3 separate regions of the Homo sapiens genome follow, and all the other regions are linked to region 1. Evidence: chromatin loops called from intact Hi-C (ENCODE). Cell type or tissue: PC-9. All regions are shown on one strand. Each heading gives the region's core, and the rest is flanking DNA. Links, peaks and the distances in the headings are about the cores only.

Region 1 (4,884 bases), core at 1,111-3,610:
TTTCTACATTTTGTTTTACTAAAAGAATGTGTATTAAAACATCTGTCCAAATATAGTATGGAATATGTTTTTATAAGTTACTGTTTTCTCTCCCTTCTCCCCAGCCTGAGAGGTACCTCTACCCAGCTGAGAACTATTGATCCAAAAAATGGTGTCAGAAGGGGATCTTAGAAACATTTAGATATTTAAGTTCATATTAGGAACATAACAGTCAGTTCAATCATTTTTCACCTACTGGCCTCATCGTCCTTATGTTTGCTAAACACATAGGGTGAAGAGAGATGTATGAAACTGGTCATCATCTTGCTTATCCTCCTTTCAAGAGTTATCCAAAATACATGCAACGGGGCCATATTTACAAGGTGATCTAAGAATGTGTATGCACAATTGAAGTATACTATATGTGCTTTAAGGAGATAGCAACTGTCATGAAGCAAAAAACCCAACGGAACCCAAACCAAACCCCAAACCCAGTGGGTTACGAGAATAAACCACCACCACTAACAACAATAAAATTCTGTGGCCTAGTGACTAAGGAAATCACAAGGCCAAATGTTATACCAATCCATAGGAAAACCCAAAGAGAAAAGACCTCAATAGCCTCCAATCCCATTTCCTTCACTGTAGCATGTGTTCATAAAAACAGTACTGACAATCTGGAGTTGGCTGACTTTTCCTGATTTTGTGCTAGTTTGACTTGCACTCAAGCCTTAATTTTGCTCCCCACTCAGCTTTCAGGAATGGACAGGCAGAATTCTTTGGGCACTATTAACTTTTCAAAAGCCACTCGCCTATTTGCATATCTCCTGCAATGCGCACCACGCTAACCTTGCCTTGCTACAGGCTCCTCAGGAGACAGATTCCCCTGTCGGCTTTGTTCAGCAACCCAAAATGTAATCAAGTAACCACTCTACTGTAGAGGGAAGAAAGGGAGGGATTTCAGGGCTGAGCACAATGGTGATACCATGGGAAAATTCCAAGAATTCCGTGAACCACAGTCCTCACCCCTGGTTGTGCCCCTGCCTCACTAATCTTTCAGATTAGTTCAGCCTAATGAAAACTAATAACATATAAAGCAAGTAATAATATTCACCGTCCATCTTTCTTTCATGTGCTTTTTGCTCACTCTGCAAGTCCTGATTTAGCCAAGCTGAATTCTCAAAAAGCACCACTAACTGCCTCCTGGGGCTGCTTCATTTAGTGCTCCTCTAGGGGAAGGAAGTAACTGATAAGAATCCAGCCGCTAAAAAGTCATTATTTGTTCATAGACAGTATGGAAGAGGTCGGTCTGATAGTTTCTCTTTCCCAAGGATCATGGATTCAGTTCCTCAACACAACAGACTCTTACTTATCATAGCTTTTCTTTCATTGTGTATAAATATCAAAATATGATAGAAATTCACGCCAGCCGCTCTTAGAATATTTTCTCACTCTTTAGCATTACTGCATTACTTATGAGTTTAATTTCTTCCTGGGAAGGGAAGAAGTTCTTTATTTCAGATGTTTTAATATTTTTTTAAAATATAGGTAGGTCTCACTACAAGGCAAACTAAAATTATCAGCAGTATGTTATTTGATGGAAAATATTCTTATATTTCCTTTTCCAGTTTAAATTAAAAGTATGGCTACCAGGAAAAAAAAAGAATCATTTTTCTCCTTGCTGCATAAAAATAGGTCAAGTAATTTAAGCCAGTCCATTGCAATTAAAATTCTGACATTGCCATTGTTCCTTCTATTCTAGGGGGAGAAGACAAACAGAGCCCATGATAATAGGGGTTCACTGGCTGAGTCATTTGATGTGCTACCTATTGTTCTCTTCTGGAGGCTCAGCCTCAACCTGCCTGGGAGCGCTGATTTTGATGATAGTGGTGCAGTCCCAAAATGATAAATACCATCTCTGAAGCATGCATTTCTGAAGAGGTGTACTGCTGCTTTCATGCTAGCAAAACATTTCCACTGCAGAGGAAAAAATTGCCAATGGCATGGGTCTTAAATTCCTTGAATTCTAAATTTATTTATTTTTTGGAGACAATGTTATCTGCCCAGTTTATTTTAAAGTAAATTTTACTGACTCAATTAGACAGCAACACTCATCCTCATTAAAGATCCTGCAGTCCTTTCACAAGATTAGGGCTGGTGGCTTGGTCACATTCCAATGTGGATAATTGCATTCTGCATTCCTGGATATTTCCCTCCACCTTTCCAACCTCATACCGTCAAATGCATTGTTATTTACCCTTACTGCAAATCAACAGTCCTGTTGTGGAGGCGCTGAGGGTTTGCCATCCCCTCAGTTTGCAGGCTAAAGCATCAGCCCAAACCACTGCTCCTTACACTTTTAAAAGAAAACCCCTTAGGTAATGCATATTTTCAAATATGAGGCAAATCTCAATTATGCACACTTAATCATAGGTTAAGGTTTTTGGTAAGTAAAATATTCTTATTTTATAAAGGATGTTTATTTTGGAATCTTCTTTGATTTAAAAAATGTGTTGCTCGAATATGTGCTGTTTGCTCAAAGAAGAAAACAAAGTCTTCAGAAATGGCAACAAAACAAACAAAAAAGCGAAAAAGCTCTTGAGGAAACAGCTTTTCATTGACCTTCTAAATAAATTCCACAAGGGGGCGAAAACACCTAATGGTCCGGGGCTGCAAAGTTTTTATTGCAAAGCTGGCCACCCATAATAGATTAGTGGATTAATATTTTTCTCTAAAGGATCTGGCCTTTAATGTTGACATCAATTTATAGCCATCCCAGGCGTTTACAGTAGTAAAAGTCATGGAGACCATAAACTTCACAATAGATGTCAGCCTTCTGCTACTAGTGCTCTAGCCCAGCACCCCATAAACAGTGGTGATTAGGTAACTGTTCTTCAAAGACCCATCCATAGCTCTAACGTCTTTATCAGCTCCCGCAAAGATACTGTCACGAGGATTTTATCAGGCACAAGACAGAAGTATACGTTTTTATTAATGTGGACTTATTTTTCTGACATGTAGCTATGAGGTTGCACTGCAGCTTATCATTGATCTCTTCTTGAAAATCAAGCATGGAGTGTCTATTTTTGGGCAAAGCTTAAAGAACAGAAGCTCTCTTGTATCATATTAGAACTTTTTGACAAACAGCCAAGGTACAGAGGTCAAATTTCCCCATATGCTATAAGCAACTTAGTAGGAAGCAAGACCACAAAAGGTTTTGCAAATGTCTGCCAGTAGCCGGGTGATCTAGGTCACTGTACAGGTTTCATTAATCAGGTTGTTGAAACAAGGAGTTATTTTTCTCTGCTTAAGAGACCTGCAGATATCATGTAGAATCTGCTCAATTGTTGATCAAGAAAGAGTTTTTAATGAAACAGAGATCACTCAAGTGAACTGGGGTGCGGGAGCGTTTGTATTTGTACTGAAGACAAATTGTGCTTTTTAGCCCAGCTCCTCTGTTTGAGTCCTCTGTTCTGGTAGGGATGGGCTCAAGATCTAATAATAGTTCCTTGGGCTCTGCATCTCCACATACGTGTTCCGGCGTTTGAGCAGCAGGAGGAATTTAGTGACAGAGCAGGTGTTGTGGCTTATTCCCTGGCAGAATAAATGGTGAAGGGTGGTGGCAAGACAATTCTTTGGCTTCTTTATGCAAAAAAAAAAAAAAAAATGCATTTAATCACTTTCCTTTTTTCCTGGCACTAGTGAAAAAGGATTGGAGTTGCTGTATTAATATGTATGCAAACATATTTTTTCACTTAAGCCTCTGGAAAAAAAAAAGAGAGAGAGAGAAAGAAAAACTTACTGTGAAAATGCTTAGCCAGAAAGATTCATTGCTGATTGCAGATTTAGTATTGACATGTCTTAGCTGAAGAAAACTTCAGCTTTAACTATTAATGTGGAAATCTGGATCAGCTTTTAAAGTAGGGTAAAAAGAGTTTTGGATGATTCAGTATATTTATTTGAACATAATTTTAAAGAAGAAAGTGTCAATTATAGAGGTATATAAAAAACCCAGTGGAGTGTGTGCATTTTAATTTTACATGGCCTACCTTGGAAATAAAATTATAAAATGCAGGTGATCTGAATTATACTTAAAGCAGCCTTTATGCCCAACTTACTCTCTCATAACACTTCTAAATATCCGCTCCTCCTGATTTCTTATAAAATATGGAATTTAAGATGAGAATCGGAGTCTAAATGAAATGTTCTTTTAAAGCATTATTTATAAGATTTTCCTCAACCTACATTTTTTACTTCCCCTAGTAAGTTGCGTACAAAAGTCTGTATTTTTTCTTGAAGGTAGGTGTGTTGCTCTTATAAACATAAGATAAGCCATGAAAACATGAAAAACAAAATTCCTTCTCCTTCCACCTGGGATAATTTGAGATTTTCACAATATTACTTTTTCCTTTGCTTGATTATATAAGGCAAAACTTGATACCCACTTAGTTGTAGCTATGGTCTTCTTGATAAGACATCTATCCAGGTAAAATTAAAGTATAATTTTCAGGTGATTTGCATCCCATGCATGCAACAGGAAAACTCAGAATTCAGGAAAACAGGGCATGCTTAAGAGGGAACATCTTGTAAAGACTGTAATTTGACCTTTGAGTCAACCTGAGTACATTTTAAATATTATAGGACAAAAGCCTCAAAGTGGAATTCTGCCTCATCTTTCTCAGAACTATAAACCAGTCAGACACTGTTTCAGAGATTACGCTAGAAAATATGTACCTATCCTTGGCACTTTTGCTGAGAAATAAAACTCTCATCACTGGAGATAAAGGTAGATTTATATTTAATGCCACCCATCAATCAATCAGTGTATTATTCCAATCTACCTCTATTTAAGTAGTTGAATCAGGTATAAACAGAAACACTTGATTTTTTTTGCCTCCTGCCCAT
Region 2 (4,884 bases), core at 1,243-3,742, 1.1 Mb after region 1:
AACTCCTGAAAAGTGACAACCAATGAACTATGGACTTATATACTAAGCCAGCCACCTCCACCAACGACATTTCTTTCAAAACAACTTGTGTAATTATTATTGGCATCCTTTTAAAAAATCCCTATTCCCCTTTCTCTCTTCAAAACTTGATTTGGCATCTAGCTGAACTGCGTCTCTCAAATTGCAGTTCCTAAGACCCCAATAAACACCTTGTCTTACTGTTTTGCAGTTTGATCGTTTGTGTCTTCTGGGTTAACTAACCAAAAATCATTACAATTATGCACTCAGAGCCTAGAAATCCTCTGCTTTTCAAGGTTAACGGCACTGCCCCCAATTGCTAGAGATCTGAGGAGCAACTGTAGCTCTTTTTGATAATGACTAATACATACATTGCCACAAGATATTTTGTGTAACAGAATTTGAAAGTTAATAAACTTACAAAGCTAACTAAAGAAACATGATAATGGAGTTGTTGAGATTGGAACCATATACCATCAGAGCATCAGTCTCTCCCAGAAATCTGTTCAATGTGCTAGGGGAAAATGTCTCTTTCTTCATATATTCATATTTTAGTAACTAAGATAGATAATACACCAATAGTAAAAAAGATGTAGATATGCTATCAGACAGTGTTGAGTTCCAGAAAGAAAAAATAGACAAAACAACGGCAGAGAGAGTAAGGAAATGTTTTTTAGGTAGGAAAAAGAGGAAACATCTCTCCGGGGAGGTGACATTGAGCAGAGATGTGAATGAAAGTGGGTCATGTGGATATCTGAGGGAATATTATTTCATGCAAAAGGAGCACAAGTTCAAATGTGATTGGTTACTCTGGGAACGTGAAGAGGAGCAGTATGATGAGAGCACTGTCAGCAAGTGATAAAGTGATAGGGTATCAGTTAATGTACCAAGATCTAGATCATTACAAGATATTGCAGGTCAGAATGACGACTTTAGTCAAAATGTGTTGGAAAACCAGTTAATGGTTGATGAGTGGTTTTAAACAGGGGAATAAAAAGATCTATAGGGTCACTCTTACTGCTGAGTGGACAACAGACTGCAGAGAAGCAGGAGTGAGGCAAAGAAGCTGTTGTAAGAAAATTATAGTAGTCTAAGCAAGACATAGTCATGTTGTGGGCTAGACAGTCACCCTAGATTATTGGCCATGCTGTCAGCAGATTTTTACAATCCTCAAAAAGAGAAATGAGGCCAGGCATGGTGGCTCACACCTGTAATCCCAGCACTTTGGGAGGCCGAGGCGGGTGGATCATCTGAGGTCAGGAGTTTGAGACCAGCCTGACCAACATGGTGAAACCCCATCTCCATTAAAAATGCAAAAATAAGCCGGGCATGGTGGCAGGCACCTGTAATCCCAGCTACTCAGGAGGCTGAGGTAAGAGAATCATTTGAACCTGGAAGGCAGAGGTTTCAGTGTCACAATTGTCACTGCACCCACTGCACTCCAGCCTAGGCGACAGAGCAAGACTCCATCTCACCAAAAAAAAAAAAAAAAAAAAAAGAACATGTTACAGAAAGTTATGCGTTCAGTAGTTTAGGAAGTATTTGGGAAATCTTTTAGTCAGTACAGACTAGTTCTGCCACCAAATATTAATGTCCCCTTGGGCAGAAAATTGCAATTTCCCATTTCAGTGCTCAGGGTTTGGACTAAATTATCACAATAACCTCCATCTCTGACCTTCTGTGTTTCTCAGCAGACTAATATAAATGATCTAGAACATGAAAATGTGTGAACTTTAGGACTTCAGTACAACATTAGAGTATCTTATGCCAAACTCCTTCTAATTCCCAGGGAAACATTAGGAAACTACTATTATGTTGTAGAGAAAGAAAGTTAGAAGACTTTTTGGTAAGCTTTTTACAATGAATAATAAATGTGCAAAATCACTTAAAAAAGTCTATTCCTAGGAGCTTTTTCTTGATTTTCGTTTGATTGTCTATAATTATGCAATCCAAAGTCTCCAACTGAATTAAACATCCCATAACCATTTTAATGACTCAGGATAGAAAGAAAAAATTGCAGCATTTAAATTCTGTTTCAATATGATGACTCTTGAGAATTTTACTGACCTTGATGGAATTTTTGGAATTTGAGTTCATTTGTAATCAAACTAGAAAAAAATGTTTTGAAATGCTATTTAGATGCTCAAAAGGATTATTGGACCCTAAATAACTTTCATTACATGACATTTTGATAAGGTCATTGTAAGTGAGTCAGAAACATGGACTACATTTCCTTTAAAAATACACATCCCTTCACAACAGATTTGGTCCTAACTCATTTTGGCTTTTGCTGAATCCCAAGTGTTTTTCCTTCTACTTTTTTTTCCCTTTAAATTCTCCAGTAAACTTGCTAAACCGGTAATCTAGGTGAGCTCACCTGCTCCTTCCACTCACTTCCCTGTTGAATTTAGCCTCGGGCTTTGCTTTAATAGCATAGATCCTTAGAGCAGAGAGTTTTATACACAGGAACAGGGGAAGCACAGAGTCTAATAAAGGCCTGGGAATTTTTGTTGTTGTTGTTTCTTTTGAAAAAGGAGAGCTCTAAGGGAATGATATTGTTCCAGAGAACTGACTCAAATGTGTTCTGTATTTGAACTCTGTGATTATGAAATTTCAACTAAAGCTATAAAAAGCAAAACTAACAGACACCAGAGCATGCCAAAGAAAAACAGGATGTTCTTTTTTGATTGGGAAATAATTATCTAAGTTCAATGGCTGGGTCCAGGTAGTTGAGTTTACATTTGCTTCTCCCTCATTATAGAATCAGTTGAATTATGGTAAATTTTCCCTAAGCAGCCAAGCTGTCATTCAAAGGGGTGATTTTATTGGGGTGCAAATCCCTTTTGTTATTGCTTCAGTCCATTTTTTAAATGGATTTGAAGCCTGAGGGGAAAGTACAAATTAAGACAGACTTTTCTCTTTATGCGGTGAACCCAGCCTGTCCTGCCTGCTGCATCCCACTCTAGTACCTCCAGGGTGTTCATCTACCCGGAAAGTCCTCTGCTATTTTATGCTCTATGGAAGTGAGATGTAAACAAAACTAGCTTACTTCTTTCTCAAAAATCATTACACTGATTGGATTATGTCCTTAGCAACAGAATGAATCTCTCTACATATGTATTACTCAGTGATTGAAAACTGAGGTTCAGTTTTGAGGTAAAGTAGAATGCACTAAAAAATTGTAGGATTGCAAATAAACAGTAACATTGCTAATGATTTTCCATGTCTTCCATGTGGGGGAAAGCAGGACAGAGAGTATGGCTTTTTAAAATAGTGAAATTGACTCTTTAAAATTTTTAGAATTGGAGTTCTTCAGTTTATTGGAAATGACACTGCTGAAGACAATTTAAACATTCTGTTTAAAGTAAATGAAAGAATTATACCGTAATAAAGATCTAAAATGATTCACAAGGATTATAACAGAAACAAATTTATATATTACTTGCACCATTTTAACTAGATACTATAATGGAAAGGAAAAACAAAATCAGAAATGGTTACTCTCTTCTGGGAAGTCACTGGTAATGAACATACTTTCCTTAACAGCAATGAGGGCATATTTTCTTTCTTTTTTGCCATAAGGGCAATAATGTCATAAGATATATTTTAGAGCTTAATACCCTGTCATCAGAAATTCAGTTTAATTTTTAAATATAACATCCTTACATTAAAATTTAGAAGAATAATTTTTATGTTAAATAAGGTTTTCAGTAAGTATACTATATATTTACATATATATGGAATATGAATATTTATGAAGACACACGTGAACACTCATATATTTTCTTCAGAACTTGAAATGACCTCAGAAAATTGTTAATTTTCTTCCTTTGTTTCATGGCAGCATTACCATAATCAGTTTTAGATATCATAATATGCATTATCTTGATATCCCAGAAAATGGCATTTCATGAGTAATCTTCATTCTGCATCATCTAATCTAAGTTCTTCCTGCCATACCCTTAGACTTTTTTCCCTTGCTCTTTTATCAACAGAAATGGTCATCAGCATATGAACAATAATATTCCTGCATTTCCTTGAAGCCTGTTATCACCGTCCTTCAAAATCTCACTCAAAGTCTGCTACCACCATCCTTGGAAATGTCACTGGGGACCAAATAATTACTATAAACTTCCTTAGCTAAACCTTTCAATCTAGACTTTGTATCAATTTGACTGCTCTCCTGGATACCCTATTCATGTTGTACCCAACTATGTTAAGTCACAGAGAAGAAGACTGTTAGGTGATGGTCTAAATAGGTTTGTGTATAATGGGAAAATTACATTGGTTTTCTTCAGTGTACACTTTATTCATTCCTGAATTCTGCTTGGCTGTTACGAAATATTGCTGACAACCTTCAAATCACATACTATTCTGAACTCAGGGACTGTCTTCTATTAAATTTCACATAGTCCGGTTACTGATTATCTAGTGTGTGTACAGCTATATTTCCTCTAAATGTTTACTATATTTTATCTTTTCCTTCGATATCAATCAATTCCCTTATTTGAATAAGAAAAAGTTTTTGAATAATCATAACAGTTACTGATTACTAAACACTAACCCTGAAATATGCTGTTAAAATGGGTGTTATAATTATAATATTTGGGAGGATAGTTGCATATTATGTTTTATTCCTGTAGATTTAGAATGTATAAAGAAGCTCTATAGTAATCTATTTAATTTTGATGGAGAAGTTTTTTTTTAATTCACAAACATTTTATTAAAAATATGAGCTTGTTGAATCAAATTCTTATAGGAATTTAAACTCAGAGTATGGCAATTAGAAAAGTGGATGTCTTAGTCTATTTACTGTTGTTATAATAGAATAACTGAGACTGAGTCATTTATAAAGAAAAAGTTCTT
Region 3 (4,884 bases), core at 1,243-3,742, 1.4 Mb before region 1:
TTCCCTGGGATTTTTACTAAGAATCACTTGTGTCTGGTCTCAAATATGTTTATGACATTTGTATTTGTTATTGTAATTTTGTATTTTAATTAAATATTATGTAATCAAAATAATGAGTGGCAAAAGCTTCTATATGAACTAAGGATGAATACTTTGCAAATACTCGATAAAGGCATGTTGTTAAAAAATGAGTACTGTCTGATTAGGTATATACAATAGGCCATTCTTGCATTGCTATGAAGAAATATCTGAGACTGGGTAATTTATAAAGAAAAGAGGTTTAATTGGCTCACGATTCTGCAAGCTGCACAGGAAGCATGGTTCTGGCATCTATTTGGCTTCTGGGGAAACCTCAGGTAGCTTACAATTATGGCAGAAGGCGAAGGAGGGGCAGGCATCCCACGTGGTGAGAGGGAGTGTAGGGGAGAGGGAGAGAAAGACAGAAAGTGCAAGAGAGAAAGTATGAACACATTTCTAAACAATCAGACTTCCTGAGAACCCACTCATAGCAACAAGACATGATGGATCTGCCCCCATTACTCAAACACCTCCCACCAGGCCCCGCCTCCAACATTAGGGATCACAATTCAACCTGAGATTTCACGGGGACATATATTCAAACCATATCAGTTTAGTTCTCCCTCTTTCTAACCCTTTTTTTTTTTTTTTTGGAGACGGAGTCTTACACTGTTGCCCAGGCTGCAGTGCAGTGGTGTGATCTCGGTGCTCGCTGCAACCTCTGCCTCCCGGGCTCAAGCAATTCTCCTGCCTCAGCCTCCAGAGTGGTTGGGACTACAGGCTCACGCCACCACACCTGGCTAATTTTTGTATTTTAGTAGAGACGGGGTTTCACCATGTTGGCCAGGCTGGTCTTGAACTCCTGACCTCACATGATCTGCCCATCTCAGCCTCCCAAAGTGCTGAGATTACAAGCATGAGCCACCGCGCGCCCAGACTCTACCCCTCTTTTTAAAGAAAAAAAAAGTTGTCCTTCCTCTTCCCAGGGTTAGACATTTACCATCAAAATTTAGATACAGCTTTAAACGAATACACACACACACACATACAAACACAGTAGAGAGCAGTGAAAAATATCTTATTTTAAGTATTTCTTAGGTATAGCTTTATAGTGGTAATTATCGCTAATATAACAACTCTTATAAATACCTTTATTTATAATTTTTCCCTTTGTAGAATAGCTGACTTCAATTGCTAAATCTCATATCACCATAACTCCCAACTGAGCCTTCAGTACAACCTCCTAGACTTGCATTTTAATGTTCACCATGATTACCAAGGCAATAAAAGATGCTGAAGTGAATTCTACAGTCATCAAAAAAAATTAATTATACTTAATATACTACTGATTTTATTTGTTGTGTTCTGATTCTTTGAAAATAATTGGTAAACCATATGTGTTTAATGTAATAGCTTTCTATTAACCAGAATATTTAATAAGCCAAAACATTGATTTTCCCACCATCTTGGAAAACCAAATTTAATGTCTTCAATACATAACAAAGTTGAAGTTGATGACATTATTGTGACATAGGTATTTGTTAAGCTCCACTTCCTCTCCAGAAAGAAGCCTGAGGGGTTTTCTTGATTTAAAGCAGAGTACATTTGGGATCCTGAAATTTCAAACCAGCTAATGAATTTGAGGCTCTGTGTTTATTCCAGAAAATAAAATCACTTTGTTTAAAATTAATGTGAGCATTATGTATTATTCCATTAAAGGAAGTCTCTGAGGGCAAGAGTAGCTTTCAACCTGATTTACAAGTTAATAGTCGTTTGCAAAGGACTGTACACATTTTCCTAGAGAAAAATTATACCACAATCCCATTTCCTCTCTATCCCTCTATGAACATTGACTAAGTTCAACAACTGCATTAAAAGTCTCTGTGATGGAAGGGCTTCCAAGAAGGGAATAAAAAAAAGAGAGAGAGAAAATAAGATCAATTTATCTAATTGAACACCAAAGCATGGCAATTCATTCATTCATTTATTCATTTAACAAGTAAATTTTGTTACATTTTAGAATGTATCATAAATATTTCAATTTCACAAATTATACAAATGTAAACAATTATATTGTGTGTGAAACTGTATTTAAGCATATAGTATCCGCCCAAGTGCATTTAGAAGAAGACACAACATATTCTTTAATGCCGAGCATGTTCTCTTCTGCTCAACCCTACTCTCTTGGAAAATCTGTGCTTTAGACAAATTCTAGTTTAACAAACCCAGATCAGAATTCCATATTGAAAAAAAAGGGGGGGATTTGTTGAACAAAATATAGTTGCTCCAGTTGTAGTTGAAAGGCTTTCTCTGGATTTTTTTTTTCTCGTCGGCCTAGCGGTAGACTGCCTCCAGGGGGCACCAGAATACAGCAGATTTCTATCAATGCGTAAAACTAGTTGAATCAAAGTAAGTTTCCAGGACATAAAATAGGCTGTGGGTAGGGTGCAGTTGCTAAAGAGAAAAGTACGTTGTAATTTGTTCACCTGTGCATTATTTTCATCATCTTTTAAAAATGCCTTTTTTATATTCCATAATCTGGTCCTTTTATTCAAATTTTAAGAGGAAGCAATTCTCAATGGTGATCTCTTCCTGACAATAACGTCCTGTGACAGCTAGCTACTCACCTACAAATGTCTTATAGTCCAAGCTAAACTATAGCTCCTTGAGGGTAGATTCCATTCCTCTTTGCATATTTCTCCAGCTCCTAGCTAAATATAGTAGTGTCCAATAATTTTTTTTTTTTTTTTTTTTGAGACAGGGTCTCAACCTGTCACCCAGACCGGAGTGGAGTGGTGCCATCTCGGCTCACTGCCTCCTTCCCTCCTGGGGTTCAAGCGATTCTCCTGCCTCAGCCTCCCAAGTAGCTGAGATTACAGGCGCCCACCACCACGCTTGGCTAATTTTTTATTTTTAGTAGAGACGGAGTTTCACCATGTTGGCCAGGCTGGCCTTGAACTCCTGACCTCATGTGACCTTCCCGCCTAGGCCTCCCAAAATGCTGGGATTTATAGGTGTGAGCCACCGCGCCTGGCCCCATGCCCAATACATTTTTAATTTAAGAATGGTGCAGAGAAGAGCAGCACAGTGTAAAACTGAAGAGCCAAGGGGCTCTGGTGACTGCTGAGAGTACAGCAGAGTGAAATACAGATGCGAAGTTACTTAGTGGATCTGAAACATGTAAATGGCATTGGCTATCTTAAAATGTCCTTGATGTGATGGTAATTGTTCCATTTCCTTGCTTTTTTATTTTTATCTATTTTGAGACAGAGTCTTGCTCTGTTGCCCATGCTGGATTACAGTGGCGCAATCACCCTTGACACCTCAAGAGTGTCACCTAGACCTCCCCAGTAGCTGGGACTACAGGTGCCCACGCTCATACCCAGCTAATTTTTTTTTTTTTTTTTTTTTTTTTTTTTTTTGCTATGTTGCCCAGGCTGGTCTGGAACCCCAGGGCTCCAGGTATCCTCCCACCTCAGTATCCTAAAGTGCTGGGATTATAGGCATGAGCCACCAATCCCAACCTCATTTCACTTTAAAATGCTATTTTAGGAGGCAGGAGGATCACTTGAGCCCAGGAGTTCAAGGCTTCAGTGAGCCATGATCATGCCATTGCTACTCTAGCCTGAGCTACAGAGTGGGAGCCTGTCTCAAAAATTTTTTTTAAATCTTTTTTTTTAAGCTACTTTATAGCAATAGTGTTCTCCAGCACTTCTGGGAGCCTACTTTCCTACAGAGAGCGCAAAATTGAGATACAATGTGCCACGCAGTGCTACACAATGCCATTTTATATCAGGGACTTGAGCATCTGAGGATTTTGGTACGGAGGAGGTAGCCTGGATGCAAAGTTGGCGTGGATTGGCCCAGAACCAATCCCCCGTGGATACTGAAGGAAAGCCATACCAACCTATTTATATTTCCAAAAAAGTTCAGACATTTCATAATGTAGCTATCTCAATAGATCACATTTACACAAAAGTTGCACTCTGCTCCCAGGTGGTTCATATCTTCTCAAAGGGTCATATAATTAATGAGACTTTGGAAGAATTCAGACCTACTTTTTACAATGATCTTTACTGTTTATTAGAGGGTATTAGCAAAATTTCAGAGTTTTACAAATCATGCAAACGTATAAATCAGACTGCATTTAAAACAGTATTTAAACACATTATATCTCACCGAGGGCATTTAGATGAATCTATGGCATATTCCTTAATATGAAGCATGTTCCCTTAAATTATACCTCCCTAAAGGATGGTTTGCTCCTGGCCAGCTAGGGCAGGGAAGGGTGTGGGGTTAATCATTTTAAAAACTATGAATCAGATTCTGGGCTCACCAGTAGTTGAGCTGTTCTTTCTATAACTTCAGATTTATGCTGTATTCAGCAAATACGGACCCAGATACCTTCAAATATTAAGTATTTATCCTTCAGAACTTTAAGAAACACAGGTGACCAACCGTGCCTCATCGTCACAAGGGTTCAAAAATGAATGAGTGAATTTGTTCTGAAATTTGGGGTGGGAATGTAAGAATGAAATCCTTTCTACATAAAATTCCATTGAATGGGGCCACTGGGAAGGCATTGATTGCCCCTGGAGAGCAATGCATCAAAAATGAGAGAAAGGAAGAGATTTTTTGAGCCATTTTGCCTTTAAATTTAGCAACGATACTTTTTGACTTTTTTCAGCAAATTACTTAATAATGTACTCCAATTAGATAGAATCATATAAAAGAATCTGTAAAATACATTCTCCAACCAAACTTTCTTCCTGTTTAAATTGATATTTTGATATTAATTATAGTTTTCATTTATACATAAAAATAGTTATCACATTATATACATAAGTACCAGATACATAGCCTTGA

What was found. Peaks named below come from ENCODE experiments on the same cell type or tissue, not always from the same donor. Only the 100,000 strongest peaks of a DNase experiment are listed, where the experiment ranks them.
Region 2: a loop joins it to region 1, with 5 times the contacts of the local background. A loop is called at or near these places in 5 of 110 quality-filtered maps.
Region 3: a loop joins it to region 1, with 8 times the contacts of the local background. A loop is called at or near these places in 2 of 110 quality-filtered maps.

Annotation. Positions count from the first base shown.
Region 1 is chr6:139,367,047-139,371,930 of GRCh38, forward strand. It overlaps CITED2 (Cbp/p300 interacting transactivator with Glu/Asp rich carboxy-terminal domain 2), which reads right to left. Exons shown (of 2, transcript NM_006079.5): 2 at 4,761-4,884. Among named protein-coding and RNA genes, the nearest start is that of CITED2, 5.2 kb to the right of the region's middle. RefSeq lists an enhancer at 1,773-2,591. In PC-9, for the core only: CTCF peaks have their summits at 2,623 (motif pointing right) and 2,830; DNase peaks (open chromatin) are centred at 2,155, 2,645 and 3,165; H3K4me3 peaks cover 453 bases; H3K27ac peaks cover 851 bases.
Region 2 is chr6:140,460,530-140,465,413 of GRCh38, forward strand. No RefSeq gene overlaps it. Among named protein-coding and RNA genes, the nearest start is that of MIR4465, 220 kb to the right of the region's middle. In PC-9, for the core only: no CTCF peak of the experiment used is centred there; a DNase peak (open chromatin) is centred at 2,422; H3K4me3 peaks cover 834 bases; H3K27ac peaks cover 2,500 bases.
Region 3 is chr6:137,999,574-138,004,457 of GRCh38, forward strand. No RefSeq gene overlaps it. Among named protein-coding and RNA genes, the nearest start is that of SIMALR, 56 kb to the left of the region's middle. In PC-9, for the core only: CTCF peaks have their summits at 2,372 (motif pointing right) and 2,572; DNase peaks (open chromatin) are centred at 1,538 and 2,378; H3K27ac peaks cover 390 bases.